Linked DNA regions of Homo sapiens: regions 2, 3 and 4 are each linked to region 1. Evidence: chromatin contacts called from ENCODE Hi-C data. All regions are on one chromosome and are shown on one strand. Each heading gives the region's core, a stretch centred on a gene start or an enhancer-like site at or near the end of the contact. The rest is flanking DNA. Distances are from core to core; before and after follow the strand shown. Region 1 holds the start of CD99 (CD99 molecule (Xg blood group)). Region 2 holds the start of IL3RA (interleukin 3 receptor subunit alpha). Region 3 holds the start of P2RY8 (P2Y receptor family member 8). Region 4 holds the start of PRKX (protein kinase cAMP-dependent X-linked catalytic subunit).

Region 1 (7,882 bases), core at 3,237-5,736:
GTGCCTGTATTCCCAGCTATTCAGGTGTCTGAGGCAGGAGAATTGCCTGAGCCCGGGAGACACAGGTCGCAGTGAGCCAAGATCCTGCCATTGCACTCCAGCCTGGGTGACACAGTGAGACACTGTCTCAAAAAAAAAAAAAAGACTTTTTTTTCAGTCTGGGCAACATAGCAAGACCCTGTCTCTACAAAAAAATTTAAAAGTGGCCAGGCACAGTGGTGTGTGCTTGTAGTCCCAGCTACTACAGAGGCTGAGGTGGAAGGATTGCTTGAGCCCAGGAGGTGGAGGCTGTAGTGAGCCCTGATTGCACCCCTGCACTCCAGTCTGGGCAACAGAGACCCCACCTCAAAAAAATATTTTTCAGCCTGGTCAACATAGTGAAACCCCTTCTCTACTAAACATACAAAAATTAGCCAGATATGCAGTGCATGCCTGTAGTCCCAGCTAATTGGGAGGCTGAGGCAGGAGAACTGCTTGAACCTGAGATGGAGAGATTGCCATGAGCTGAGATCGTGCCACTTCACTCCAGCCTGGACAACAGAGGAAAATTCCATCTCAAAAAAAAAAGACTTTTCCTCCTTCGCACCCCGAGAGACACACAGGTCTTATTTCTTACTGTGTCTATAAATCACAAAGGACACGTAATTCTTTTCCCCTAAAGTAACAAGAGTGCTCAGAACATTTTCAGCAGGACTGAAAACCAGCACAAGGTCCACGTGGCTACTGAGAAGTCTATTTCCCCGGGGGAAGATATCTGAGTCCGAAAACATTCCAGACAGTATCCATGAAATCCCGCCATGATTCCTAAATGCTGAATTGGGAAAAGTATTGTATGAGCTGCATTTCTTTCTAAATGACAGCATGTACCCACCATAGGACCTTCAGGAAGAAAAATGATTTCCAGACAAACAATCATTTACTTGAGTATCTCCAAAGTGTAAAGACATGTATTTGTCTTTACATGAAAACTCTGTCTCATACACAGAGAAAGGAGAAAGAGCTAAAGCAGGAAGTTTTTTTTTTTCTTTGAGACTGAGTCTCTCTCTGTTACCCAGGCCATAATGCGGTGACACGATCTCAGCTCACTGCAACCTCTGCTTCCCGGGCTGAAGTGATTTTCCTGCCTCAGCCTCCTGAGTAGCTGGGATTATAGGCGCTCACCACCACGCCCGGCTAATTTTTGTATTTTTAGTAGAGTCGGGGTTTTGCCATGTTGGCCAGGCTGGTCTCGAACTCTTGGCCTCATGTGACCCACCGGCCCTCGGCCTCTCAAAGTGCTGGGATTTACAGGCCTGAGTCACCGTGCTCGGCCTAAAGTAGGGAGTTAAATGCAAAGCAATCAACTTTTACCAGAGCCAAACGCGCTGATGGAAAATCAAGGCAAACTCGCTGGATGATAAAACCCACTTCCTCTGCCCAGAAACATTCTCCTAATAACTTCCACACACACCCACAGGGGCAGGAGACAAGAGCTCTGGAGAGAGTTAAAAAAAAAAAAAAACAACGAAGCCCACACTTGCTCTACTGGGGCGAGGGAATCCTGAAGAGGCCTGGTATTGTTCAAGAGATGTCGGTTCCGTAGATGTTTGGAGTTTTTCAAACCGCACAGGCCGCTGTGCCGTTGCCCCGGGGGGTGGGGCAAATCAGCCTTTGCCAGAGAGCAGGGATGCATCGGATGTGTGCGACTCTACTGTCGGGACGGCAGGCTCCTAACTGCAGGGGCAGCCCTGAATCAGCGCATACATGCAACTCCCAAGCCCTCCTCAGGGTTTTCCACCCTCAACACCACTGGCATTTGGGACCAGATGAATTCTTTGTGCTGGAGGCCGTCCTGGCCCTTGAAAGATTCTGAGCAGCTTCCCTAAGCTGCCCCACCCATTGCAGGATGGTGGGATGTCCCACCCCAGGGTGGCAACCAAAAATGTCTGCAACCATCACAAAGTGTCTCCTCGGGGCCAACGTCGCCCTGTGGGGACATCCTGCTCTCTACAAAGCTGAAGCCTCCTCTTTTCCTCTATACACCTCCCTCTGTCCATCCATCCCTCACCACATCCCACCTGTACCCCTGAGAATTTATGAAGGAACCAAGGAACACAGGGTCCCCAACACTCTGAGATCAGGCCAGAGCTATCAGCACCAGTCTGAGAACCTACTTCAGGCTCAACGGGGTTTTGCAGCCTGATGCACGTTGCTATAAGAAAGTGTGTTCTGAGCATCACCAACTCAAAAGTCAACTTTCCCGATGAAACGTGTATTAATATTATTGGGACAGGCTGTTTCTGTCTCCATCTCTAGCAGGGTCAGACTGCAAAGAAGGGGTGAGAAGCGTCCCTCAAGGAGATCCATCAGTGCTGACGGCCAGGCCCTCCTCTGCAATTGGAAGGATAGGTTGGCCCCTGTTATGCCCCTATCCCACTGCTCTTCCCTACCCACCCACCCCATAGACAGGTACTCTTCCCTTTACTCAAAGCATCAGCAGCTGGAGTTCCTAAGCCCAGTCTGCTTCCAAAATCAGGAGTTCCAGATGAACACTGCTGTGGGTTTAAAAACTGTGCAACGCCAATGAGCCGACATCGTGCCACTACACTCCAGACTGGTGACAGAGTGAAACTCCGTCCAAAAAAAAAAAACCACCACCACCAACAAAAACAAAAAAACTGTGCAACGACTTGTTTGGGGCTTAGAGAATATAAGGCTTTCCACTCACTCTGCTCCAATGACCTGGAACGCCAGACCAGCCGGCAAATCTGTCCCTAGGGCTTCAAAATCCAGCCAAGCCCCTCACCAAGATTTACCACTGGGAACCCCTGAGTTATTTCGTGATGGAACTATAAAGGTCCCTGTGGCCCTGTCTCCCGTCTGCCTGTTCAGATGCCTCTGTTCTCCAGGAAACTGAATTCTTAGGCCACCAGCACTCCCTTGGATATATTTCCCTGACCCCAAGCCCACAGTAGGTGCAAAAGAAGGAAGGCAGGCATGAAGGATGAAGGAATGCATTCGCAGAGAGACAAGTGAAAAACCCGTTCATCTGCAGGTGCCTGGGGAACAAATGCAGCTGATAAAACCCTACAGAGCCATCCCGTCCGTGGTGACAGGTTGCCCGCAAGAAGGACATTTAGGAAGAAAAGGGAGAAACAGGAAGCTCTGCTTGGAACCTCCCCTGCAGGCTGGAAAGTCCTCCAAGTTTTCCTCTACGGAGCAGGCTTCATTATCTCTAATCTCTACCAAGTGAAAGCACAATTTCTAGGATACCCGGGACCCCTTTAAAGAGGGTGTAAATCCATTAGCAACTCCTCCCTAAAAATAGAGACCCGGCCTAGTCACCGCAGCTCTAGGCTGAGCTAGATCCTATCAACACAAATCGGGCCTCCTCCGTCCTCCCCAGGGCCGGGCGTTCCCGCGTCTCCTTCCTAAATACGTCCAGCCCTGATAAGGCCCGTCCTGAAGTCCACACTGCCCGCAAGCCGGTCTACTTAAAAGCCTGCCCATACGAAGAGCAAAAAATGCACTGACCATTGAAAAAAGAATTTATAACATGAAAAAAGAATTTATAACATACCACATCCGGCAGGGTCTCCGTTTCCGTTTCAAAGGGAGGGAAACAGAAAAACATGATTAAAGTAATAATTAGAAATAGGCCCGGTTTAGGGCGTGGGAGGGTGACCGTGGCTCTTTCTTCCCTGCCCACTTTTTCTGTTTTCCGAATTCTCCACCGCCGCAGATGGACAATTTGGTAAGCACACGTTTCTTTCTGCGCCCCGTGTTGCTTGGCGCACAGCACGCGCTGAAATTCCCGGAGCCCGCATCCACAGAGTATTTTTGAACATTTTCAGGGCTCAAAGTTTTTTTCTAACTTTTCCTTCCCTTCCCCCCACCACCCGGGTCTCAGGCTCCTAGCGATTCCAAATTTAGGCCCGGGACGCAGGGCGTGGCTGTGACAGGCAACTCCAGGGCGGCCTCCGCGCGCGGCCTGAAGACGCAGGTCCCCAAACCCTGGGGGTAGATAACGGGGTGGGGTGAGGGGCTCATGCAAAGGGAGAGAGATCTGTAAGAAGGTCCCCTAGATTGGGAAAAATCGGACGCACCTCTCCCAAGGCCGCCCCACATGTAAGAGTTTGCAACTCCGACAACAAACGCTGACTTTTCTCTCTGGAACGGCTCCAGGAAAAGCGTTGGGGAGAAAGTGGGCGCCTCCTCCGGGCCTGGGCCCCCGTGGGCACAGCGCGTCCTGCCGGGCAGGGAGGAGGCTCCGGGTGTCCCCGCGGGGCGCCCCCAACGCCGCATCTCAAGCGGATCCCCAGTCCCGGCCCGCGCCCTCCGCGTCCCCCAACCCGGATCCCTCCGCTCGCTCACCCGGGGCGGCGACCAGAACACCCAGCAGGCCGAAGAGCAGCAGCGCCAGCGCAGCCCCGCGGGCCATGGTGCGCCCAGAGCGCGCAGGGACGGTCCCGGAGTGCAGGGCGTGGGCGAAGGCGGCAGGACAGATACTCCCCCACGGGCCGGGTGGGGCGAAGCCCGGGGACTCGAAGGGGGCGGGTGAGGGGAGCGGCCCTGCAAGCTCAGCGCCGGCTGCGCCCGCCCCGCCCCGGCCTCCACGCGCGCACAGAAGGGGCGGGAACGCCGGGCCCGGGGAGGAGACAGAGGGGGTAGGCGGGCGGGGGTGGCCCAGGCAGCGCCGAGGGGAGTACGGTACACGCCCCGCCCCTTCTCAGGAAACTGCCCACGCCCCCTCACCCACCCACAGGGCCGTAGCCAGGGCGGCGCCGACCCGAAGCAAAGTGAACTACAACGTTCTCGGGAAAGTGCGGGTCCCTCCCGGTTTACAGCCCTCTGAATGCACGCCCGAGGGCGGCCCTTAACTGTAGTGGCACAAAACTGCCGCCCTTCTTGGAAACATAGAGCCCCCTCTCCCCACTCGCCCCTGCAGCCACTTCTCCGCCCCTCACCCCCTGGTCTCCAGTGGGAGCAAAAAAACAAACTTTCCCAGCAGCTCCCCTGCTCGGGAAAGTGCGGGTCCCTCCCTGTCTACAGCCTCCTAAATGCACGCCTGCAACTGTAGCGACACGAAACTGCCGCCCTTCTTGGAAACGTGTAGCCCCCCTCCCCACTCGCCCCTGCAGCCCCTTCTCCGCCCCTAGCAGGGACCCTCCCCTGCTCTGCAGTGGGAGCAGAGGAAACTCCCGGCTCCCCTGCTGGGAAAAGTATGGGGGCCCCTCCCCGCTGCTCACCTCAGGGAGTTCCCCAAGGGGAGCAAAGTGCAATCCTCTCCCTGCTCAGGAAGCCTAGGCCCCCGCTCCACAGGCAACCCCCGTCCCAAGTCCTTTCTAGAGCGTCCGAGCGCGGGGTGCGCAGCCGGGAGGGTGGCGGACGAACCCTTTGCGCCGGACCAAGGACAACCCTTGGAGTAGCCTCTGCGCTGGGGCAGTTTCTCCCCAGAATCCCCAGGACAAGGTTGGGAGTGGGGACTCCTGGTCACGGGAGTTAGTGAGGGGCAATAGGGAACGAGGTGCCTTCTATCTGGGGCACCTGGGCCCTAGTCCTGGTCATGGGCGACTCGCCTTCCAGTGGGCTTTGAGTTTAGACACCCTCCCGCGCCACTGGCCACAGCTGCAGTGCAGTTGTCGCCCTTCCCACACTTAACAATGTTATCTGTTAACACCTAAGCCTAAAATTGTATCCATTTTCCCGCAGGGTAGTGGAACAACTTTGCAGCCTGACAAATAACCCTGAATATTCTTGCATTCCACACTTCAAACTGTCCACGAAAAGAGTCAAACTAGGCCGGGCGCGGTGGCTCACGCCTGGAATCCCAGCGCTTTGGGAGACCGAGGCGGGTGGATCACCTGAGGTCAGGAATTGGAGACCAGCCTGACCAACAAGGTGAAACCCTGTCTCTTCTAAAATACAAAATTAGACGCGTGTGGTGGTGTGCACCTGTAGTCCCAGCTACTCAGGAGGCCGAGGCAAGAGAATCGCTTGAACCGGGGAGATGGAGGTTGCAGTGAGCCAAGATCAGGCCACTGCACTCCAGCCTGGGTGACAGAGCGAGACTCCGTCTCAAAAAAAAAGAAAGAAAAAAGAAAAAAAGAGAAAGGAGTCCAACTCTAACATATTTGAAGAGATTTATTCTGAGCCAAATATGAGTGACCATGGCCCATGACACAGCCCTCAGGAGGTCCCGAGAACGTGTCCTCAAGGTGGTCGGGGTGCAGCTTGGTGTTATACGTTTTAGGGAGGCATGAGACATCAATGAAATTTAAGAGACACATTGGTTTTGTCCAGAAAGGCGGGACAACCCAAAGCAGGAGGCTTCCAGCTTATAGGTAGATTTTAGAATTTTCTGATTGGCAATTGCTTGGGTTTCTTTAAAGTCCTGGGATCAATAGAAAAGAATGTCTGGGTTAAGATAAAGAATTGTGAAGACTCAAGTTCTTATTTGAACAGGAACCCTTCCGGTGCTAGGGTCAGAGAGAAGAGGTTGTAAAATGTTTCTTCTCAAACTTAAAGGCTGTGTGGATGTTAACGCCGGAGAGGCACCGGGAGGCATGTTCAACCCCTGCTTCCCGTCACGGCTTGAAACACTCTCTCAGGTTAAATTTTTAAAGAGCTCTGGCTGAGGAAGAAGTCCATTCAGATGTTTTGAAGGTGGGGGGCGGTGGGGGCTTAGAATTTTATTTTATTTTATTAATTTATTTAGTTTTTGAGACGGAGTCTTACTCTCTCGGCCAGGCTAGAGTGCTGTGGCACCATCTCAACTAACTGCAACCTCCACCTCCCAGGTTCAAACGATTCTCCTGCCTCAGCCTCCTGAGTAGCTGGGATTACAGGCACCTGCTACCACGCCTGGCTAATTTTTATATTTTTAGTAGAGATGGGGTTTCGCCATGTTGGCCAGGCTAGTCTGGAACTCCTGACCTCAAGTGATCCACCCACTCCAGCCTCTTAAAGAATTTTATTTTTGGTTTACAAAGCCCTGCCTCATCTATTGGCCCATTCCTGGGCTGGCATACTTGCTGCCCAGCCGACTGAGTCAGGGGCTCTGAGATAACACCTGTCTTTTTATTATTGTTATTATTATACTTTAAGTTCTGGGGTACAGGCTGGGCGCGGTGGCTCACGCCTGTAATCCCAGCACTTTGGAAGGCCGAGGCAGGTGGATCACGAGGTCAGGAGATTGAGACCATCCTGGCTAACATGGTGAAACCCCATCTCTACTAAAAATACAAAAAAAAATTAGCCGGGCGTGGTGGCGGGCGCCTGTAGTCCCAGCTACTCAGGAGACTGAGGCAGAAGAATGGCGTGAACCCGGGAGGCAGAGCTTGCAGTGAGCCGAGATCGTGGCACTGCACTCCAGCCTGGGCGACTGAGCAAGACTCCGTCTCAAAAAAAAAAAAAAAAAGTTCTGGGGTACATGTGCAGAACGTGCAGTTTTGTTACATAGGTATACACACGCCATAGTGGTTTGCTGCACCCATCAACCCATCATCTACATTAGGTATTTCTCCTAATGCTCTCTCTCCCATTGCACCCCACCCCCCAACAGGCCCTGGTGTGTGATGTTCCCCTCCCTGTGTCCATGTGTTCTCATTGTTCAACTCCCACTTATAAGTGAGAACATGCGGTGTTTGGTTTTCTGTTCCTGTGATAGTTTGCTGAGAATGATGGTTTCCAGCTTCATCCGTGTCCCTGCAAAGGACATGAACTCATCCTTTTTTATGGCTGCGTATATTCCATGGTGTATATGTGCCACATTTTCTTTATCCAGTCTATTATTGATGGACATTTGGGTTGGTTCCAAGTCTTTGCTATTGTGACTAGTGCTGCAAAAACATACGTGTGCATGTGTCTTTATAGTAGAATGATTTATAATCGTTTGGGTATA
Region 2 (7,882 bases), core at 2,481-4,980, 1.4 Mb after region 1:
TGTATGTGTACAAATGTGTTTGCATCAGTGTGTATGTGTGCATGTATGTGCATGCATCTGTGTGTGTGTCAGCCGTTCCCTTTTGAAAGAAGCCCTGCCGGCTGGGTGCAGTGGCTCATGCCAGTAATCCCAGCACTTTGGGAAGCAGAGGTGGGCAGATTGCCCGAGGTCAGGAGTTCAAGACCAGCCTGGCTAACATGGTGAAACCCCGTCTCTACTAAAAATACAAAAATTAGCCAGGCGTGGTGGAGTGTGCCTATAATCCCAGCTACTCGGGAGGCTGAGGCAGGACAATCAGTTGAACCCGGGAGGTGGAGCTTGCAGTGAGCCGAGATGGCGCCACTGCACTCCAGCCTGGACGACAGAGCGAGACTCCGTCTCAAAAAAAAAAAAAAAAAAGAAAAGAAAAGAAAGAGTTGCTGCCCTGGGGGTTTAGCCCGTTCTTGGCTCGAGCTGTATCCACAAACCAGGAAAACACATCCTCTGCGGCACACCAGGAAGCTCAGATGACAAAGCAGTGGAAGGAAGTATAATTACAATGATGAAATCAACACACGGAAATTCCTAAGTGGCTGCAGTTACCGTAACAAGGGGGTACAGGACCTCAGCCTCCTGCACTGGAACTTTCTGCCGCATCCCAGAAAGGCTGGCTCTCCTACACTGTGCTCTGGGGTGGCAGCTGTCTTTTCTGGTTTTTTGTTTTGTTTTGTTTTGTTTTTTCTGAGATGGAGTCTCACTCTTGTTGTCCAGGCCGGAGTGCAGTGGCGCGATCTTGGTTCACTGCAACCTCCACCTCCCACGTTCAAGCGATTCTCCTGCCTCAGCCTCCCCAGTAGATGGGATTACCGGTGTCCGCCACCACACCCAGCTAATTTTTCTATTTTTAGTAGAGATGGTGTTTCACCATGTTGGTCAGGCTGGTCTCGAACTCCTGACCTCATGATCCACCCGCCTTGGCCTCCCAAAGTGCTGGGATGACAGGCGTGAGCCACCGCGCCCGGCCTAACATCTTTTAAAGAACCAAATGGCGTTAGCGTCAGTGGACCTTGCTTGTCTCCAAATTATAAATGGAAGGGGTGAGCCTGGAAAAAGCTGAGCCCCTTGAGGCTGGGGACGGGACTGAGGGCAGCAGGGAAAAGGTAAAATGAGGTTCCAGAGGCCTCGGAGCCCCTTCCTGCCTGGGCAGAGGGACCGCAGCCCACCTCCAAGGCAACAGGCAATCTCTAGAGTCTCCTTTCGGACAGAGCCTGTGTTCAGCTCATGGGCTCACCACACACAGTCACACTTGCCTGTAGGGGCTGTGGTCCAGGAAGATGCCTGAGTCAGAACGTTGGGAAATCTGTGCTCTTAACATTTATTGATTAATATTTTCATTGGCCAGGCGCGGTGGCTCACGCCTATAATCCCAGCACTTTGGGAGGCTGAGGGGGGTGGATTGCTTGAGGTCAGGAGTTCGAGACCAGCCTGACCAACATACAAAACATACTAAACATACAAAATCTCTACTACTCTACTAAACATACAAAGTCTCTACTAAACATACAAAAATTAGCCAGGCGTAGTTGCGGGTGCCTGTAGTCCCAGCTACTCAGGAGGCTGAGGCAGGAGAATTGCTTGAACCCGGGAGGTGGAGGTTGCAGTGAGCTGAGATCGCGCCACTGCACTCCAGCCTGGGCGACAGAGCGAGACTCTGTCTCAAAAAAAACCACCACTTCTATCTTCTAGAACATTGTCACGACCCCAAAAGGAGACTCCAGACCCATTAAAGACCCGTCCTTCCTCTTCCCCAGCCTGTGGCAACCACTCATCCACTTTCTGTCTCTGTGGATTTGCCTGTATCTGGACATAGGGAATAAATGGAATCATACAGACACTATGTATCTTTTTGTATCTGGCCTCTCTCAGGAAGCATGATGTCCTCAGCATTCACCCACATTGCCACCTGTGGCAGAGCCTCGTTCCTTTTCATGGCTGTGTAATATTCCACCGTGTGGCTGGACCACATTATATTTCTCCATTCATCTATAGATGGGTATGAGGACTCTCTCCACCTCTTGGCTAGTGTGAATAAAGCTGCTTATTCCTTTTCATGGCTGTGTAATATTCCACCGTGTGGCTGGACCACATTATATTTCTCCATTCATCTATAGATGGGGTATGAGGGCTGTCTCCACCTCTTGGCTATTGTGAATAAAGCTGCTTGTTCCTTTTCATGGCTGTGTAATATTCCACTGTGTGGATGGACATTATATTTTTCCATTCATCTATAGATGGGTATGAGGGCTGTCTCCACCTCTTGGCTATTGTGAATAAAGCTGCTTGTTCCTTTTCATGGCTGTGTAATATTCCACTGTGTGGATGGACATTATATTTCTCCCTTCATCTATAGATGGGGGTATGAGGGCTGTCTCCACCTCTTGGCTATTGTGAATAAAGCTGCTTGTTCCTTTTCATGGCTGTATAATATTCCACTGTGTGTCTGGACCACATTATATTTCTCCATTCATCTATAGATGGGTACGAGGGCTGTCTCCACCTCTTGGCTATTGTGAATAAAGCTGCTTGTTCCTTTTCATGGCTGTATAATATTCCACTGTGTGGCTGGACCACATTATATTTCTCCATTCATCTATAGATGGGTATGAGGGCTGTCTCCACCTCTTGGCTATTGTGAATAAAGCTGCTTGTTCCTTTTCATGGCTGTGTAATATTCCACTGTGTGGCTGGACCACATTATATTTATCCATTCGTCTATAGATGGGTATGAGGGCTGTCTCCACCTCTTGGCTATTGTGAATAAAGCTGCTTGTTCCTTTTCATGGCTGTGTAATATTCCACCGTGTGGCTGGACCACATTATATTTATCCATTCGTCTATAGATGGGTATGAGGGCTGTCTCCACCTCTTGGCTATTGTGAATAAAGCTGCTTGTTCCTTTTCATGGCTGCGTAATATTCCACTGTGTGGATGGACATTATATTTTTCCATTCATCTATAGATGGGTACGAGGGCTGTCTCCACCTCTTGGCTACTGTGAATAAAGCTGCTAGGAGGGACCTGAGGTTTCACCAGCCATCTGGAACATTCTGAGTCCCGCCAGCCTTTGAAAACCACTGAGAAACACTACAAGCAGGCTGGGGTCCCAGCCCCAAAAGCGGCTCCCCGGCTGGCAGTCAGCTCGCCCTGGGCGTGAGCTCATTGACTAACTGAACCAGCGCTTTCTAATAAACAGAGAACTCTAGCCATGTGTAGGTGTGTACATTTTCTAGCAAGCACACAGAAAAAGCAGAAAGCACTGTCAAATTACTCCTAATGCTATCACCTTTATAAACCCAAGGCATCTAACATGCTATGATGGCTTCAGCGTCCGATCCACTTACAAAAGGGTGAATGAGATCGCAAACATACTTCTCTGGTACCGGGTCATTCTATGTGTGGTGTGGTGCCCACACGGACAGCAGGTCTCAGCAGAAACCTGTTACATGCCAATGCCCCGTGTCTGCCAGCTTGGATTTGGGAACCCACAGTCCACCGCCTCCCCTGCCTGCCCTCTTTTTCCCTCATCCCACCCTGGAGGGGGGACCTTACCTTAAATGGAGATCAAAGTACTGTGTGGAAGAAACAGCCTTCGTGGTTCCAGTTGAGAAGATCTGGGGTGTCCTGATCCTAGGATGTTTCTGATATCTTCCCGTGTGCGCTGAAAGCAGCTTTCCCCGAAGAGAAACCGAAGGTTGTACTCCCCGATTGAGCTGTTTTATAACCTCCAGCTGGGGCCCCACCCCTGAAACTCAGACCCAATAAGGATCTGGCAGTGGGGAGGGGTGGGGGCTGTCAGAGACCCCCTTCTCTCCCACGGGCTGGGATCCTGGGGTCAGCAGCTTCGTAACCATGAACCTGACTTTCCTTGAAAGAAAGACTCTTTCTTTGAAAATTATCATGTTCCCGTTCTCATTTTTTTTTTTTTCTGCAAGTGTTTCTGTTTGCTATAATTAGAATTCTTGCTGGCTATACAGGCAGGGTTGGGCAACTTCCTGACATAGTAAATTCAGCCTTGGAGGCGTGAACGCTGGTGTCCAGGGGCTCCTGCCTGTGTTTCCTCCCTGTCTCGTGGGAAACAGCACCCAGACAGGGAGGTGGCCCCCGGTCTCAGATGACAGATCTTATTAAAGATATGTTAGTGGCCGGGTGCGGTGGCTCACGCCTGTCATCCCAGCACTTTGGGAGGCCGAGGCGGGCAGATCACTTGAGGTCAAGAGATTGAGACCAGCCTGGCCAACATGGTGAAACCCCGTCTCTATTAAAAATACAAAAATTAGCCCAGCGTGGTGGTGAGCACCTGTAATCCCAGCTACTCGGGAGGCTGAGACAGGAGAATCGCTTGAACCTGGGAGGCGGAGGAGGTTACAGTGAACCGAGATCGCGCCACTGCACTCCAGCCTGGGCGACAGAGCAAGACTCGGTCTCAAAAAAAAAAAAAAGATATCTTAGTGGTCAGGGGTGGTGGCTCACACCTGTCATCCCAGCACTTTGGGAGGCCGATGAGGGCGGATCACCTGAGGTCAGGAGTTTGAGACCATCTGGCCAACATGGTGGAAGCCCGTCTCTAGTAAAAATTTAAAAATTAGCCAGGCGTGGTGGCAGGTGCCTGTAATCCCAGCTTCTCTGGAGGCTGAGGCAGGAGAATAGTTTGAACCTGGGAGAGAGGTTACAGTGAGCCAGGATGGCGCCAGTGCCCTCCAGCCTGGGTGATAGAGCAAGACTCCGTCTCAAAAAAAAAAAAAAAAAGATATCTTAGTGGTCAGGTGCGGTGGTTCACACCTGTCATCCCAGCACTTTGGGAGGCCGAGGAGGGTGGATCACCCTGAGGTCAGGAGTTCGAGACCATTCTGACCAACATGGTGAAACCCCGTCTCTAGTAAAAAGAAAAAAGTTAGCCAGGCGTGGTGGTGGGTGCCTATAATCCCAGCTTCTCCGGAGGCTGAGGCAGGAGAATCATTTGAACCTGGGAGGCGGAGGTTACAGTGAGCCAGGATGGCGCCACTGCACTCCAGCCTGGGAAATAGAACGAGACTCCGTCTCAAAAAAAAAAAAAAAAATCTTAGTGGTCAGGCGCGGTGGCTCGCACCTGTCATCCCAGCACTTTGGGAGGCTGAGGCGGGTAGATCACCTGAGGGCAGGAGTTCAAGATCAGCCTGGACAACATGGTGAAACCCCGTCTCTAGTAAAAATTTAAAAATTAGCCAGGCGTGGTGGCAGGTGCCTGTAATCCCAGCTTCTCCCAAGGCTGAGGCAGGAGAATCACTTAAACCCGGCAGGCGGAGGTCACAGTGAGCCGAGATCACACCACTGCACTCCAGCCTGGTGACAAGAGCAAACTCTGTCTCAACAGAAAACAAACAAACAAAAACCCTTAGTAAAGTCCAGCCCTGAATGGGGCACTCACCAACCTGTCCCGGGCTTCTCTTTCCAACGCTGAAATCTGTTATTTCTGTTTACTCAGCACGCGCACTCCCAGACAGCCCTTCCCTTCCCTCTGAATGTATCAACTCTTCTCTGGTTCTCGGCACCCTTCCCAAATTCCACCCCAACCTCAGCCCTTCCCCAGAGCCTCCACCTTGCAGCCCGGCTCCTGTTTTTTTTTTTTTTTTTCTTTGAGACGGAGTCTCGCTTTGCTTGCTCTGTCATCCAGGCTGGAGTGCAATGGTGCGATCTCGGCTCCCTGCAACCTCTGCCCCAGGTTCAAGCGATTCTCCTGCCTCGGCCTCCCAAGTAGCTGGGATTACGGGCACCTGCCACCACGCCCGGCTAATTTTTAAATTTTTACTAGAGACGGGGTTTCACCATGTTGGCCAGATGGTCTCGAACTCCTGACCTCAGGTGATCCACCCTCGTTGGCCTCCCAAAGTGGTGGGATGACAGGCGTGAGCCACCGCACCTGACCACTAAGATATCTTTTTTTTTTTTTTTTTTTTTTTTTTCTGAGATGGAGTCTTGCTCTATCACCCAGGCTGGAGTGCAGTGGCGCGATCTCAGCTCTCCGCAACCTGAGCCTCCCAGGTTCAAGCGATTCTCCTGCCTCAGCCTCCCGAGTAGCTGGGATGACAGGTGCCCGTCACCACACCCAGAAAAGGAAGTTTGAAATGATGGGGTTGTAAATGTGATGTCAACTCATGGCTAACCGCTTCCTTATTTTTTTTTAACTGGATATATTTAACGTACAAACAAGATGTTTTGATACAGAATTAACTCTTAGGCAATGTGCAGGTTACAGACACTGCCACCTCGTGCACTCAAAAATCCAAATACAGGGCGGGGCCCAGTGGCTCACGCCTGTAATCCCAGCTCTGTGGGAGGCCAAGGTGGGTGCATCACCTGAGGTCAGGGGTTCAAGACCAGCCTGACCAACATGGCGAAACTCCATTTCTACTAAAAATACAAAAATGACCCAGGCACGGTGGTACATGCCTGTCATCCCAGCTACTCAGGAGGCTGAGGCAGCAGAATCGCTTGAACCCAGGAGGTGGAGGTTGCAGTGAGCTGAAATCACGCCACTGCACTCCAGCCTGGGCAACAGAGTGAGACTCCATCTGAAAAAAAAAAAAAAATCCAAGTGTGACTTTTAACTCCCCCAAACCGTAACAACTAACAGCCTAGTGTTAACCAGAAGCCTTACTGATAACATAAACAGTTGATTCATACATATTTGTTATGCTCTGTGTATGCTATACTGCATTCTTGCAATTAACTAGGCTACAGAAAAGAATGGTATTAAGAAAACCATGGCGGCAGGCCGGGCGCGGTGCCTCACACCTGTCATCCCAGCACTTTGGGAGGCCGAGGCGGGCAGATCACAATGTCAGGAGTTCAAGACCAGCCTGACCAACATGCTGAAACCCTGCCTCTACTAAAAATTCAAAAATTAGCTGGTTGTGGTGGCACATGCCTGTAATCCCAGCTACTCGGGAGGCTGAGGCAGGAGAATCGCTTGAACCCGGGAGGCGGAGGTTGCAGTGAGCCGAGGTCGCGCCACTGCACTCCAACCTGGGCAACAGAGCAAGAATCCGTCTCAAAAAAAAAAAAAATACAAAAAGTAGCTGGGCATGGTGGCAGGCACCTGTAATACCAGCTACTGAGGAGAATAAGGCAGGAGAACTTCTTGAACCTGGGAGGTGGAGGTTGCAGTGAGCTGAGATTGTGCCACTGCATTCCAGCCTGGGCGACAGAACAAGACTCCATCTCAAAAAAAAAAAAAAATTAATACAAACACCCTGGCATGCTTGGGTCAGTTTTTTTTCCTTGGTAACATCTTACAAAATGAGGGTTGCAATGTTGCAACCTGGAGATTGATACAATCTTACTTGGGTGTTCCCAGTATTACTAAGCATTCAGTTCTAAGTAATTTTATCACATGTGTGGCTCAAGCCTGTCATCCCAGCACTTTGGGAGGCCGAGGTGGGCGTATCACGAGGTCAGAAGATCGAGACCATCCTGGCTAACACGGTGAAACCCTGTCTCTACTAAAAATACAAAAAACAAAAAAAATTAGCTGGGTGTGCTTGTGGGCACCTGTAGTCCCAGCTAGTCAGGAGGCTGGGCCAGGAGAATTTGGCTTGAACCAAGGAGGCGGAGGTTACAGTGAGCCAAGATCATGCCACTGCACTCCAGCCTGGTGACAGAGGAAGACTCTGTCTCAAAAAAAAAAAAAAAAGAAAGAAAGAAAATAGCCCTTTAGATGATCAGTCATTCTCCTATAAAGACACACGCACACGTATGTTTTTGCAGCACTGTTCACAATAGCCAAGACTTGGAACCAACCCAAATGTCCATCAATGATAGACTGGATAAAGAAAATGTGGCACATAGACACCATGGAATACTATGC
Region 3 (7,882 bases), core at 1,908-4,407, 1.2 Mb after region 1:
TGATCTCATGACCTAGCTACTGAGTTTAGCACCCAGTAGGTAGTTTTTCAGCCCTTCATCTCCCTCCCTCCCCACTCTAGGAGTCTGTAACGCCTCTTCTTCCCATCTTTTTTTTTTTTTTTGAGACAGAATTTTCACTCCTGTTGCCCAGGCTGGAGTGCAGTGGTGCGATCTTGGCTCACTGCAACCTCCACCTCCAGGGTTCAAGCGATTCTCCTGCCTCAGCCTCCTGAGTAGCTGGGATTACAGGCATGTGCCACCATGCTCGAGTAATTTTTGTACTTTTAGTAGCGACTGCAACCTCCTCTTCCCGGGTTCAAGCGATTCTCCTGCCTCAGCCTCCCGAGTAGCTGAGATTACAGGTGTCTGTGACCATGCCCAGCTAATTTTTGTGTTTTTAGTACAGACAGGGTTTCATCATGTTGGTCAGGCTGGTCTCAAACTCCTCACCTCAGGTGATCCACCCACCTCGGCCTCCCACAGTGCTGGGATTACAGGCATGAGCCACCACGCCTGGCCTGTTGTTCCCATCTTTATGTCCATGAGTACCCTGTGTTTACCTCCTGCTTATAAGTGAGAACATGCGGTATTTGGCTTTCTGTCTCTGTATTAATTTACTTTGGAGAATGGCCTCCGGCTGGATCCAAGTTGCTGCAAAGGACATGATTTCATTCTTTTTCACAGCTTTGTACTATTCCATGGTGTCTATGTACCCCATTTTATTATTTTTTATTTTTATTTGTTTATTTATTTATTTTTTGAGACAGAGTTTCGCTCTTGTTGCCCAGGCTGGGGTGCAGCGGCATGATCTCGGCTCACTGCAACCTCCGCCTCCCGGGTTCAAGCGATCCTCCTGACTCAGTCTCCCAAATAGCTGGGATTACAGGTGTCTTTCACCACGCCAAGATTATTTTTTGTATTTTTAGTAGAGAGGGGGTTTCTCCATGTTGACCAGTCTGGTCTCGAACTCCTGACCTCAGGTGATCCACCTGCCTCGGCCTCCCAGACTGCTGGGATTACAGGCGTGAGCCTCTGCACCCGCCGGTCACGTACCCTATTTTCTTTATCCGATGCATGGTGGATAAGCACCTGGGTTGACTCTGTGTCTTTGCTATGGTGAATAGTGCTGTGATGAACTGTGAGTGTGGATGTCCTTTTACAGAACGATTTCCTTAATAAGGTGTTTTCAAACAGAAACACACATAATATAAAGCTACTTATTGATCTGTTGAAGAAAACACTGTGACCAGGGGCCTGAAGGATTCTTTTGATTTTTTTTTTTTTTTTTTTTGAGACAGGGTCTCTCTCTGTTGCCCAGGCTGGAGTGCAGTGGCATGATCTCGGCTCTCTGCAACCTCTGCCTCTCTGGTTCAAGTCATTCTCTTGCCTCAGCCTCCCCAGTAGCTGGAACTACAGGCCCCCACCATCACACCCAGCTAATTTTTGTATTTTTAGTAGAGACAGGGTTTCGCCATGTTGGCCAGGCTAGTCTTGAACTGCTGATCTCAAGTGATCCACCCGCCTTGGCCTCCCAAAGTGCTGGGATTATAGGCGTGAGCCACCAGGCCTGGCCTTTTTTTTTTTTTTTTTTTGAGACAGTCTCACTCTGTCACCCAGGCTGGGGTACAATGGCCCAATCTGGGCTCACTGCCACCTCCACCTCCTAGGTTCACATGCTTCTCCTGCCTCAGCCTCCCCAGTAGCTGGGATTACAGGCGTCCACCACCACGCCTAGCTAATTTTTGTATTTTTAAGGGACAGGTTTCGCTATGTTGGCCAGGCTGGTCTCGAACTCCTGACCTCAAGTGATCCGGCCCACCTTGGCACCTCAAAGTGCTGGGAATACAGGTGTGAGCCACCAGGCCTCGACTTTTTTTTTTTTTTTGAGACAGTCTCACTCTGTTACCCAGGCTGGAGTGCAATGGCCTGATCTTGGCTCACTGCAACCTCCAGCTCCCGGGTTCAAGTGATTCTCCTGCCTCAGCCTCCCCAGTAGCTAGGATTACAGGCATCCACCACCATGCCCAGCTAATTTTTGTATTTTTAGTAGGGACGGGATTTCGCTATGTTGGCCAGGCTGGTCTCGAACTCCTGACCTCAAGTGATCCACCCGCCTTGGCCTCCCAAAGTGCTGGGATTATAGGCGTGAGCCAGCAGGCCTGGTCTTTTTGTTTGTTTGTTTGTTTTTTGGGACAGTCTCACTGTCACCCAGACTGGAGTGCAATGGCCTGATCTTGGCTCACTGCAACCTCCACCTCCCAGGTTCAAGTGATTCTCCTGCCTCAGCCTCCCCAGTAGCTGGGACTACAGGTGTCCACCACCACACCCAGCTAATTTTTGTGTTTTTAGTAGGGACGGGATTTCGCCATGTTGGCCAGGCTGGTCTCAAACTCCTGACCTGAAGTGATCCACCCGCCTTGGCCTCCCAAAGTGCTGGGACTACAGGCGTGAGCCACCACACCCAGCCTGGCTTGAGGGATTGATTCTACCATGTCTTTTCCCTGAGCAGTGGTTCAATATTCATTCATTCTTTCTCAGTGACAGATCCTTCCCTCTCAACCTCCTCCCACGAGTGACAAGAACCAACCGTTGCTCCTCACAAGCAAGGATACCAGAGCTCGGAAACCTGGTTCTCATTCCTGAAACTGGCCGATCCCCCATGGGATGTTGAGGATATGAGCCTGCAGCGCCCGTGACCAACTGTGAGAGCCGGAATGATCAGTGCCCAAGGTCTGTTCGCTTGTCACAGTCTGGCTGTGTACCAAGAGATGTCGCAATGAGCACAGCTTTAGAGTCTAAAAGGAAACGTGTTCTGTTCTTTCTTTGTTTTGTTTTGTTATTTCAGAAGAAACAGGAATCGGTTCTGGAGCATGCCACGGCTCTTCACTGCTGGTTACAAAATTTAGAAAAATCATTCTCCCTCTTTTCCTCACTCTCAGGGTTCTCTTAAGAGTAGGGCCCCCTGCGAGCCAGTGATAGGGAGGTGGGCGGTTAACGGTGCTGCCCAGAGACACAGCGACGTTACTCCAGTGGGCTCAGCCCTGCACATGAGTGTTCAGACAGTTACAGAGGAAATGTCACAACACACTTCCTTTCCACCTAAGCCTGAGTCGCAACCGTGGTGGTGCGCTGGGAGGTGGAGTTTGCAGAATTTGCATTCGGAGACAGTCGTGCCAGCCGGTGGGCCACCCAGCGAAGCGGCCGCCTTTGCAAGGTTGCTGGACAGATGGAACTGGAAGGGCAGCCGTCTGCCGCCCACGAACACCTTCTCAAGCACTTTGAGTGACCACGGCTTGCAAGCTGGTGGCTGGCCCCCCGAGTCCCGGGCTCTGAGGCACGGCCGTCGACTTAAGCGTTGCATCCTGTTACCTGGAGACCCTCTGAGCTCTCACCTGCTACTTCTGCCGCTGCTTCTGCACAGGTGAGCCGCCGAGCTGGACTTTTATGCTTGTCCTGCACTGTCAAGGGAGAAGACAGGGTCGCTGGGAGGGTCCGTGTACGGTGAGAACATGGGGGAAGACGGTGCAAACTCCATGAGGCGTGTTCTCCTCACGCTAGAGCAGACCAGGAGTGCAAATTTCCTGGGAGGAAGACTTTGCACAGCCGCTTCGTCACTTAGGGGAGAAATGCTCAAATTTTCCAGGGCTGCAAGCCACCCTTCCTTTAATAACTCATTCCATGAACTTTCAGAGGCCGAGGTGGGCGGATCACGAGGTCAGGAGTTCGAGACCATCCTGGCTAACACGGTGAAACCCCGTCTCTACTAAAAATACAAAAATTAGCCAGGCGTGGTGGCAGGTGCCTGTAATCCCAGCACTTTGGGGGACCGAGGTGGGTGGATCATCTGAGGTCAGGAGTTCGAGACCATCCTGGCTAACACGGTGAAACCCCGTCTCTACTAAAAATACAAAAATTAGCTGGGCTTGGTGGTGGGCGCCTGCGGTCCCAGCTACTCGGGAGGCTGAGGCAGGAGAATGGCATGATCCCTGGAGGTGGAGCTTGCAGTGAGCAGAGATCACGCCACTGCACTCCAGCCTGGGCGACAGAGCGAGACTCTGTTTAGAAAAAAAAAAACAAAAAAAAACTCATTCCATGAAATGCGCCTCTCTTGAGGTTAACCTTAGAGAGGGTAAGCAGCTGCGGCTGCTGCACGTAACCCATTTACGCCTGAGATTGCAGTTTTTTCAATGTTTGCAATGAGACCTTGGCGATGACCTTGAGCCGTGGGATATAAATAACTCCCAAATGCTTAGCGTTCCAATAATGGAAGAGTAAGCATAAATTAAACGGGTTTTAAAGCCCTATGGGTGCCTGGATGAGCACGGTGGCCCCTCGTCACCCCCTCGGTGCCAGGGAGACCCCAGACCCGGGTCTCACGGCCACCTCAGACCTCATTTGTACAGGTCCGCTTAGAAACCCCAATTCCTTGGGTCTTGTCAGATCTGTCCCCTAAAAAGCTGAGAAAAGGCAGAGGGAGCTGCTCTGGGAATTTCAGGCCACACACAACAAGGCCTGCTGTGGCGCTTTAGGTCCCATTTCTATAAAGGGGAACCATGGTCACGTGGCTCTGTTCCCAAAAAGAAAAGGGTTTGTGTGTGTGTGTGTGTGTGTGTCTGTGTGTGTGTCTGTGTGTGTGTGTGTGTGTGTGGTTGTTTCTTCCCATGTTGTTATCTTTACGTAACGTGGATGAGAAGTCTGAAGCGCGAGAGCCCTAAGTGAAAACCGCTGAGGAGCTGAAGCCCGTGGGGAAGCAGGTGCACCTGACTGCGCCGTTCAATCTCTCCTTCCCGTTCCGTTCCTCCTTGCATAGCCCACTTGACTTTGGCAAGCAGCGCCAGATAGTAGCATATTTTGTGTTTACGGCGGTGACAGACGCCTGTAATCCCAGCACTTTGGGAGGCCGAGGTGGGTGGATCACTTGAGGTCAGGGGTTTGAGACCAGCCTGGCCAACATAGTGAAACCCCGTCTCTACTAAAAATACCAAAATTAGCCGAGTGTGGCGGCGGGCACCTGTCATCCCAGTTACTCGGCACGCTAAGGCAGCAGAATCACTTGAACCCAGGAGGCGGAGGTTGCGGTGAGCCAAGATCGCGCCACTGCACTCCAGCCTGGGTGACAGAGTGAGACTCTGTCTCAAAAAAAAAAAAAAAAAAAAAGGAATTATCCCACATTGGAAAAGCAGTACTTTCATTTAGGCACTGCCAGACAGGTGCCAGCGTCCTACGTGCACCAGGATGCTGCCCCTTTTCCCAAATATTGGCCTCCCCCACCCCACAAGAGGACAATTAGGTCAGAGGCTGAGAGAGGCGTGCATGGGACGTACGGGACGGTGGGCAACCCTGTGTTTGTAAAAGCACATGCTTTTCAGATGCCTTCTGCCAGGTCCCCGCCTGGCTGCACCATTCAGACTGACCAACCTTGGGGTGGGTGGGAGAGGTGAGGTCCCCTTGGAGAACCACAGAGACGCTCCCTCCCTCCAACCCTACCCACACTGCAGTTCTGAGTTTGTCCCTTAAAGTTCCAGGGAAGAAGCGATGGCTTAGGATTAACAACAGCAGGGTAGCTGTTGCCAGTGGTGCATACGTACAGCCCTGCGCTTGGAGAGGCCCTTTCCCCGGGCAGATGGCCCCCTCTCGTCTGAGTCTCTCTCCTGCGCCCTCTCCTTCAGCCCTGCCTCTCCATCAGGACCTCCTCATTGGCTGTGTCTGGGCATGGTCCCCAACCTCCCTCCCCCAGCCCCTCTTCTGTCCCTAGAGGCAGTGGGGTGGGCGGGGCAGGGTCCAGGGATCCCAGTGTCCACCTGGAACCCTGCTCTTCCTCTCTCGGGTTAGGAGATTCTGCACGGCCCCTGGGAGACACACAACACCCTGCCTACACCTGTTAAGGTACGGAAAGGGCGTGGGCGTGATGGGTGCCCCCAGGATCACCCCCAAGGACCAGACTGAGCTCAGGGGACTGCAGGGAGTGTTCTGCGGTTCACAATGTCGCTCCCTAGTGATGCAGTATCTGTGTTCACTTAGGATAAAGCAACAGATACACCTATCTGTGTGTGTGTATATATATATGTATTACATATATAATTATATAAATAATTATATATAAATAATATATAATATATAAATAGTAAGTATATAAATATATATGTAAATATATATAAATATATAATATATGTAAATATATTGTATATAAATATATATGTAAATATATATAAATATATAATATATGTAAATATATTATATATAAATATATATGTAAATATATTATATATAAATAATATACAAATATATATGTAAATAATAAATAGATAAGTATATAATATATGTAAATATGTAATATATAAATAATATATAAATATATAATATATTTAAGTTATAAATATATAACTATGTAATATGTAAATAATAAATAATATATGAATATATAATATATTTAAATAATACATATATAAGTATATAATATATAAATAATAAATAATATATAAATACATAATATATTTAAATAAATATAAGTATATAATATATAAATAATAAATAATATATGAATATATAGTATATTTAAATAATAAATATATAAGTATATAATATATAAATAATAAATAATATATGAATAATATATTTAAATAATGAATATATAAGTATATAATATATAAATAATATATAAATATAAAATATATTTAAATAATAAATATGTAAATAATAAATATGTAAATAATAATATATAAATATATAATATATTTAAATAATAAATATATAAGTATATAATATATTTAAATAATAAATATATAAGTATATAATATATAAATAATAAATAAAATATAAATATACAATACATTTAAATAATAAATATATAAGTATATAAGATATAAAGAATAAATAATATATAAATATACAATATATTTAAATAATAAATATATAAATATATAATATATAAATAATAAAAAATACATAAATATATGTTTAAATAATAAATATGTAAATATGTAATATATGAATATATATATATTATTTTTGGCAATCTCTTTTATTTGCCTCAAGAAAGCACACTCCTCAGAAGATTTTTTCAGAAGCTGATGTGTGTTTTTGTTGGTTTGTTTTACACTTTTTACTTCCATAGGTTTTGGGGAAACACGTGCCATTTGGTTACACGAGGAAGTTCTTTAGTGGTGATGTGTGAGATTTCAGGGTATCCGTCACCCAAGCAGTATACACTGAACCCGGTTTGTGGCCTTTTATCCCTCATCCTCTCCCCAATCTTTGCCCTGGAGTTCCCAAAGTCCTTTGTGTCATTCCTTTTTTTTTCTTTTTTCTTTCTTTCGTTTTTTTTTTTTTTTTTTTTTTTGAGACAGAGTTTCACTCTGTTGCCCAGGCTGGAGAGCAGTGGCGCGATCTCGGCTCACTGCAACCTCCTTCTCCCGGATTCAAGCGATTCTCCTGCCTCAGCCTCCTCCTGAGTAACTGGGATTACACGCATGTGCCACCACACCCGGTTAATTTTTGTATTTTTAGTAGAGACGGGGTTTCACCATATTGGCCAGGCTGGTCTCAAACTCCTGACCTTGTGATCTGCCCACCTCGACCTCCCAAAGTGCTGGGATGACAGGTGTGAGCCACCGCATCCGGCCGTTGTGGCATTCTTATGCCTTTGCATCCTCATAGCTTAGCTCTCACTTATGAGTGAGAACATACGATGTTTGGGTTTCCATTCCTGAGTTACTTCACTTAGAATAATAGTCTCCAATCTCATCCAGGCCACTCCAAATGCTATTCTTTTTCATGACTGAGTAGTATTCCATCATAAGTATATGTATATATATATACACATCATATACATCTATACATATATGTGTATATATACACATATACATCTATACATATATGTGTA
Region 4 (7,882 bases), core at 2,685-5,184, 1.0 Mb before region 1:
GTTGAAGCAGTAAGTCAGACAACATTTGCCGCAATAATGTCTGTCAAAGTGGCTTACCAGAAACACTCCAGCTCCACATTCGTCAGAAGGGCACTAATTTTGTCATTCTCATCCACCTTATAACATTTCAGGACATCCAGCTTCACCTTCTTTCTCTTGTGCTTATTCTTCTTGGGAGTGGGGTAAGACTTCTTCCTTTTCTTAGCAACACCACAAAGTCTCAGCAAAAGATGAAGAGTAGGCTCCTTTTGAATGTTGCAGTCAGACAAAGTACGTCCATCTTCCAGTTGCTTGCCAGCAAAGATCAGTCTTTGCTGATCAGGAGGAATTCCTTCCTTATCCTGGATCTTGGCCTTTACATTTTCTATCGCATCTGAGGGTTCAACCTCAAGGGTGATGGTCTTCCCCCTTAGGGTTTTCACGAAAATCTGCAGTTTGGTGGCAGCTTCACCGCAGATGGCAGTGAAAGGGAAGCTGAAGCATATGTTTAGGTCAATAAGTTGCAACATAAATATATATATACACACACACATATATACACACATATATATACACACAAACACATATACACATATATATACACACACATATACATACATATATTTTATATATTATATATGTTTAACTCAGAATATATATATGTGTGTGTGTATATGTCTGCGAAGGTGGCTAAACACTTCACGTATATACACACACACTAGAATATATATTATATAAAATATACTAGAATATATATTTATATAAGTTATATATATGCAAATTATATATATAAATTGTAAAGTTGGCCGGGTGCGGTGGCTCAAGCCCATAATCCCAGCACTTTGGGAGGCCGAGGCGGACAGATCACGAGGTCAGGAGTTTGAGACCAGCCTGACCAACATGGTGAAACCCCGTCTCTACAAAAAATACAAAAATTAGCCAGGCGTGGTGGCGGGCACCTGTAATCCCACACACATACACAAACATATATATACACACACCATGGAATACTATGATTCCATAAAAAAGAATGAAATAATGTCTTTTGCAGCAACGTGGAAGGAAATGGAGGCCATTATCTTAAGCAAAATTACTGAAAAACAGAAAGTCTGCATTTGTACCTCCTCAATATATAAAAATGAAAAAATAAAAAATAAAATTAGAAAAAAGATTTTATATCACCATATATAGAAATATATATTTTATATATCATTTATGCAAAATATATTATATATCATATATATGCATACTTATGTACACATACATATACACAAATATATAACATATTTAATTCAGTATATATAATATATGGAATGGCTATATATACATTATATATACACACATACATACACAAACACACACATACAGTATACATGCTTAAAGAGTGTTCAGCTCCCTTCAGAGATTGTATGATTTTTTTTTTTTTAGTTAGGATCTCACTCTGTTGCCCAGGCTGGAGGGCAGTGGTGCAGTCATAGCTCACTGCAGCCTTGACCTCCTGGGCTCAAGGCATCCTCGTGCCTTTGCCTCTGTGCTGGGATTATAAGTGTGCACCACCACACGTGGCTAGTTTAAAAAATTATTTTTGGTAGAGATGGGGGGGTGGGTTCCAATGTTGCCCAGGCTGGTCTCGAACCCCCATGCCTCCCAAAGTGCTGAGATCACAGGTGTGAGTCTCTGTGCTAAGCCAGATGGTACAATTTTGATTCTTCTCATATTTAACAACACCTGCACCTATCATTGTATTGAATTTATAGCTCATTCTGGTTTAGGGTCAGGGACTTATTCCTTCCGAATGGCAGAGTTCAGCAATTCCTGACTCCACCGCAAATTAATGCCACTTCATTAAGGCGGTAATGACCCTTCCATGCCTAACTCACAGGGATTTTCCTTTTTTGTCTCTCAAGTAATAGGCTGTGGTTTCTCAAGGATTTTTATGATCCTTCCAGATGAAAGCTGTTTTGTCAAGCAAGGTGTTGTGAAACGTGCAGGGTCTATTTATAAGAAGAGGTAGCTATGCGGTCAAGTTCAGGGTGGGTTCGGTGGAATCAGACCAACCAGCAGCTCAAGCAGAGTTTAACGCTGCAAATCTGTGCCACGTTCTTCTTCCTGCGTGCAATTTGCAGGCAAGGACATCTGCTTAATTGGGTGTGAAACCCGGGCCTTGATTAAAAGGACTTTATGAGGCCGCAGCCTTGCATTTCCAAGGTCAGGCCCTAGTGGAGAGGGCGCGCGTTCCGCGGGGAGACACGAACTTTTCCTGAGTGCGCGTTCCTTGCTGGCCCTGAACCCCTCGGCCAGGCAGGGCTTGGCAGGGCCGTTTCCTGTCCTAACCAGGATCAAGGGATTGCGCGGCTTGCTGGTGAAGCTTGGCAGGGCCGTGACCTGTCCTAACCAGGCTCAGGGGATGGCAGGGGCCTGCTGGTGTCGCATATGTTTTGCATTCCAGCTCAGGATTTTGCAGAGCATAGGGAGCGGGTGTCACCCCCGGGGGGAAATGCCACCCACAAAATGCAGGTGGAGGCTGGGCGAGGCTGGCAGCCAGGGGCCAGAAATCCAAAGCCTGAGCCAGGTTCAGACTTCCTGACTCCCCCTCCCCGTTAGCTGTGGAAGGATGGCTCGGCCTGGTCCCCCTAAAAATGTGTCCGTTCTGACTTAGAGGCCGCTTTGGCTCTCGGAAAGCCCCCCTGACCTGCGGACTGAGGGACTGGAGACCCCCTCCAATCGCAGAATCGCTGAGATCCCTCAAAACAAAGGCGTTTGCAGTTTGACCCCTTGCTGCTCAAACTGTGGTCGGCGAACCGGCAGCCTGGGCCGCCCTGGTCGCGGGTCAGGGGCGCAGCGTCCAGGCCGTGCCAGGCCCGCAAGTTAAGCACTGTCTGCATTTCCCTGGGGAAAGGGGTGACCAAATATCTAGCTATATTTGCATTTCAAATCCACACGGATATGGGTTTTAAATATAAGTATGTCCAACTATTGCCTGAGCCACACTTAAGCCAGGAAAAAAAAATCTTTGGGGTTTCTGAAATTGAAATGCCTCTGCACAATTCTTTATAGGGTTGTCGCCGGGGTGTTTGAAACAGTGACCAATCAAGTTTCACGCACTACATTTGGTCGGGCGATCTCTCAAATCTGTCTTTCCCTAGTTTTTTAAAGGAATGTTTATTTGTAAAGAATTCTAGATCCACAGGAAGCTGCAAAGAAACGCACAGGGTCGAGCCCGCCCTTCCCCGCCCCTTCCAAGTAGAAATCTAGAATCACCAGAGTCCTACAGCAAAACCAGGACGCTGAACTCATCCCGAAGACCCGGCAGCCCCTCTTGGGGATCCGCCCTCATTCCAAATTCTCTCAGGTCCCAAACAAGCACCCGCAGGAGTACTGAACTTTTTGGGGGGAGGGCAGAGGGGATCTGTATGCAGATTGCCAGCTGAGCAATCCTATTTTCTATGACTTAAAGCCAATCAGAGGCTGGGCGTGGTGGCTTATACCTGTAGTCCCAGCACTTTGGGAGAACGAGGCAGGCGGTTCACTTGTGCTCAGGAGTTCCAGACCAGCCTGGCCAACATGGTGAAACCCTGTCTCTACTGAGAAAATACAAAAATTAGCCGGGCTAATCCGAGCCCCTCTCTTCACCAAACGCCAGTTTCACTTTTTAGTTTTGAACTTCACTTCTGCTGAGCTACGCCCTCCCTGTCCCCGGGCCCCCTCGCCTCCCCATCTTCCGGGCTTGGGTGCAGCGACGCGGGTGGCCCGCCAGTGCGTCCCCGAGGAGAAGTCAGCCTGGGTCCCACCCCAGGGGTGCCCCGGGCGCGGAGGGGGCGTGGGCACCTCCCCAGCGCCGCACGCCCGGGTCTCCGGCTCCTGGGCTGGGTCGGGGCGGGGGCGGAGCGCGCGCGAAGGCGACGCCCCCAGCCCCGCGGCCGGGTTAGGGCGGGGAGAGGCGCGGTCACGCCCAGGCGGCTTCCGCCCGCCCCAACAGCGCGCACGCGGCTACCGAGCTGGAGGAGGCGGCGGGCGCGAGACCCGGAATGCGCAGGGCCCCCGCCTCGCCCCCCCCAGCCCGGGCCGCGGCCCCCGCCTTCCCCGCAGTCGTCCCGCACTCGGTGCCCGCCCCCCGAGGCCGGCGGCTGCTCCCACTCGGGGCCGTTGCTGCTTGTGCCGTGAGCGCCGCCCAGCCATTGTCCCCGTCGCTCCGTCAGCCGCGCCGGACCGCGCACCAGGAGGCGAGAGCGCGCATGGGGAGCCTCTGTTGATGCCGCCGCCGCGCCGCCCTCCGAGGCTGCGTCCCGGGAAGCCCGGCTCCCCGAGCGCTCCGGCCTGGCCCGGTGCCCCGGACCTGAGTGCGTCCCCATGGAGGCGCCCGGGCTGGCCCAGGCGGCCGCGGCGGAGAGCGACTCCCGCAAGGTGGCGGAGGAGACCCCCGACGGGGCGCCCGCGCTCTGCCCCAGCCCTGAGGCGCTGTCGCCGGAGCCGCCTGTGTACAGCCTGCAGGACTTTGACACGCTGGCCACCGTGGGTGAGTGAGTGCGGGCGGGGACTCGGCCCACAGGGGCGCGCGGCGTGGCCGGGACGTTGTAGTAGGACAAAGGGCCCTGGGTGCCGACCTCCTGGGGAGGGCCCTGACCCGCTACTTCGGCTCGGAGTCCCCGTGCGGGGCTGCACCTGCGCCCCGGGTCTTCCCGGGTGGAGCGCACTCCCCAGCCCCCCAGCCCAGGCAAGTACCCCCGACCGGCCGGGTGCCTAACCTGAAATGCCGACGGCTCCTCTCGGAGACCACCCTCCACCCCCAGCACACACAGCACTCTGGGGCCTGGGCCGTCCGACGTCACAAAACCTCCTGCGGGTCACCTCGCCTGGGGGACCTCGTGCTCCCTCCCTGGCAGCGGCCCCAGGGACACTGGCGCGGGGTGCGAAGACCCCTGCAGGCCTCCCCTAGGCCAGCCTCCCTGTGTGCCCAGAGGCAGGGAATGTACAGATTTCTCCAGGGGCTGCAGGAGCAGCTGGGCTGTGGGGGACAGGTGTCCCGGGGCGCTGTGGGGACGAGGACGGCAGCGCTGGGGACGGATCCTAACATGTCCTGACACCGCCTGTGCTCTTCGTCTTGTGCCTCTGAAATGGGTAATTCTTGTATCGGACGCTTTATCCGTTTCCTTTGTCCTCTGTCTTTGAACTTAACCCCGAATGGGCAGCTTGACAGAGAGGTTTCGAGTTCTCGGTGCTCTTGCATCCGGACACGCGCTGCTTTATGGAGCAGCCCTGAGTGGGTCAGAATATCCCAACTGAACGTGGGCGCTGGATTTAAACAGTTGTCATCGGCCCGCCTGTGCCACTTAGGGACTCCGTATGGCTAAGTGGGGTGTTGGCTGTCAAGAAAATAAATGGGAGAGTAGAGGGGGCTGTCCTGGGTGTGTTGGTGAGGCGTCGGCTCTCAGGCCCTCTAACTCCTGTTTGTCCTCATTTTGGAAAGGAGGAAGCTGGGCTGGGAAGCCCAAGGGCTCGAGGCCATAGCTTATGACTTAGGAAGACCAGCGGGCATAGCCAGTGGGGCCTTTAGAACCGCTGAGGAAGAGGGGACTTAGCTTCCTTCAGTGACCTCTTTGCCACTTAGACCTTGAGGAAGGGCCCACGAGGAAAGCCTGAATTTGGAAGGACAGAGTGGGAGGAGGCCCTCTCTCTTTCTCCTCTCCCTCCCTCCTCCTCTTTATCTCATTCTCTCTCTCTTTTCTCTGTTTCTCTTCTCTCTCCCTCTTTCTGTCTCTGTTCAAGTCTCTCTGCATTTCTCCTCCTCTGTCTCTTGGTGTCTCTCTCCCTGTCCCCTTCCGGTCTTGGTTTTTCTGTCTCCCTCCCTCCTCTCTCTCTGCCTTCCCCCTTGTCTTGGTCCCCCCGGAAAGCTGTCCTGGTCTAATCTTAGAGCTGGGTGTGTTTTGCGCGGAAGAAGGGTGGGGCAGGAACCCTGACTGGCGCAGCCGCCACAGTAGGTGGAAATACAACTCGACAATGGAAAATTGATGAGGTCCAGCCGTTCCTTGGCACTCAGCACCAGCGTTTGTCATTCTTTGGGGCACCCACATGGGTCCCTTGGGAAAGGTGGAGCTGGGGCTGGAGGCCGGGGCAGAGAGCAGGATGCGGGCAGGAGGGCGGCAGAGGTGAGGGGTTCTGGTGTCACAGGGGGCCACTCAGTTTGACGTCAAGTCAGCTTAGGGTGCCCAGCGGGTAACCTCATCTTTAAAAATAGAGTGTCGCTGCCTCTGGGGACCAAGCTGGCTGGGCGGGGAGTCAGCTTTTTTTTTCAGTCCAGTCAGTGCTCTCTTAATGAGGATGAGGATGATGCTCCTTTCTCAAGGATAACTTCCTGTGAGCTCCAACGATGTGACAGGAGGGCTAGGTATCCCACACTCATTGGACAGCAGGGGACCAGGACCCAGGGGTGTGTGTGTGTATGTTTGCATGCACGTCTGGAACACTCTCTCATGACAACTGCACAGCTTTGGTGACATTATCTGCAACCTTTTATCCAAGCCCGTTTCTTTATTGTTGGTTAAAGAGCAATCTGAGTGTGATTCACCTAAAATAATACATTTTATAAAATCCTAAGCCTTTTAGATCCTTCACGATTGTGTCTCTAAGCCACAATCTACAGCAGCTTTGGACTGTTTTCCAAGGCGTGATGGAGAATAGTGAGGGGTGAGCTTGAGTCTCAGTCTGGAGTTGAAACCCAGTCTGGGTGGGTGTGACCTCTCTTCATCCTAAACTGTCACTACAGGAACATAAGTTTGCTTTTAAGTGCTCTTTCGCCCTCATTCCGAATTCTCTCAGGCCCCAAACAAGCACCCGCAGGAGTACTGAACTTTTTGGGGGGTGGGCAGAGGGGATCTGTATGCAGATTGCCAGCTGAGCAATCCTATTTTCTATGACTTAAAGCCAATCACAGGCTGGGCGTGGTGGCTCATACCTGTAGTCCCAGCACTTTGGGAGGCCGAGGCAGGCGGATCACTTGTGCTCAGGAGTTCCAGACCAGCCTGGCCAACATGGTGAAACCCTGTCTCTACTGAGAAAATACAAAAATTAGCCGGGCGTGGTGGCGGGCGCCTGTAATCCCAGCTTCTCAGGAGGCTGAGGCAGAGGAATTGCTTGCACCCAGGAGGCAGAGGTTGCAGTAAGCCAAGATCACACCACTGCGCTCCAGCCTGGGCGACAGAGAGAAAAAGAAACTTGTCAGCGTTCTAGATTGACCAGTTTTCCTCAAGGTCAGGTAGTTAGGAAGAAAGAGTGCAGTTTGCAGTTGTGAAAAGTCTGATAATGGATTCTTTTTTTCTTTTTTATGCGTGAAGGGATTCTGGAGTACGTCTGGTCTAAAGGCCGATTTCGTTTTAGGAACTTTGGATCAGAACAGTCATACTAGTCCTCAGAGAAAAAATGGTTTTCAATCTGGTTCTTCAAATTTCTTGTTCATATAACCAAGCCATGCTTGTTCCTATGATGGAGAACAATTGTGCTTTAAAAAAAGAAATTTCAGGGCCAGGTACAGTGGTGCGTGCCTGTAGTCCCAGCTATTTGGGAGGTCGCGGTGGGAGGATGACTTGAGGCCGGGAGTTCCAGACCAGCCTGGGCAATATAGTGAGACCCTCATCTCTTAAAAAAAATAGTAGTAATAGTTAGCTGGGCATGGTGGCGCATACCTGAGTTACCTGGGAAGCTGAGGCAAGAGGATCACTTGAGCCCAGGAGGTCAAGGCTGCAGTCAACCACAATCGCGCCACCGTACTCCAGCCTGGGTGATAGAGCGAGATCCTCTCTATAAAAAATAAAATAAGAAAATGATATTATGGAAATGAAAAACTCACCCTATGTAGAGAGAAGAGGATGAATCTGTGCAGCCATCTACCAGCCTTATTTTACCAATT

Evidence for each region. Hi-C counts contacts between places; a loop is a spot of excess contacts on that map. Pooled maps may share reads with other maps.
Region 2: a map with no recorded cell type shows a loop between it and region 1 (6-fold over the local background). The contact joins the promoter of IL3RA here to the promoter of CD99 in region 1. A Hi-C loop is called at or near these places in 7 of 37 single-sample maps with no recorded cell type and 6 of 50 pooled maps.
Region 3: a loop to region 1 is called in a map of CD4-positive, alpha-beta T cell, with 5 times the contacts of the local background. The contact joins the promoter of P2RY8 here to the promoter of CD99 in region 1. A Hi-C loop is called at or near these places in 4 of 168 maps with a recorded cell type or tissue (CD4-positive, alpha-beta T cell, CD8-positive, alpha-beta T cell and naive thymus-derived CD4-positive, alpha-beta T cell), 7 of 37 single-sample maps with no recorded cell type and 14 of 50 pooled maps.
Region 4: a map of CD8-positive, alpha-beta T cell shows a loop between it and region 1 (8-fold over the local background). The contact joins the promoter of PRKX here to the promoter of CD99 in region 1. A Hi-C loop is called at or near these places in 2 of 168 maps with a recorded cell type or tissue (CD8-positive, alpha-beta T cell and naive thymus-derived CD4-positive, alpha-beta T cell), 8 of 37 single-sample maps with no recorded cell type and 13 of 50 pooled maps.

The regions. Positions count from the first base shown.
Region 1 is chrX:2,687,899-2,695,780 of GRCh38, reverse strand. It overlaps CD99 (CD99 molecule (Xg blood group)), which reads right to left and starts at 4,486. Exons shown (of 10, transcript NM_002414.5): 1 at 4,354-4,486. The coding sequence starts at 4,420.
Region 2 is chrX:1,332,633-1,340,514 of GRCh38, reverse strand. IL3RA (interleukin 3 receptor subunit alpha) reads right to left here and starts at 3,730. Exons shown (of 12, transcript NM_002183.4): 1 at 3,589-3,730. It overlaps LOC101928032 (a long non-coding RNA gene), which reads left to right. Exons shown (of 8, transcript XR_007068376.1): 8 at 2,999-3,241.
Region 3 is chrX:1,532,460-1,540,341 of GRCh38, reverse strand. It overlaps P2RY8 (P2Y receptor family member 8), which reads left to right and starts at 3,157. Exons shown (of 2, transcript NM_178129.5): 1 at 3,157-3,421.
Region 4 is chrX:3,709,701-3,717,582 of GRCh38, reverse strand. PRKX (protein kinase cAMP-dependent X-linked catalytic subunit) reads left to right here and starts at 3,934. Exons shown (of 9, transcript NM_005044.5): 1 at 3,934-4,495. The coding sequence starts at 4,330. It also overlaps the pseudogene RPS27AP20. RefSeq lists enhancers at 2,022-2,669, 5,001-5,310, 5,711-5,840, 6,066-6,587 and silencers at 3,631-4,360, 4,381-4,510, 4,551-4,830.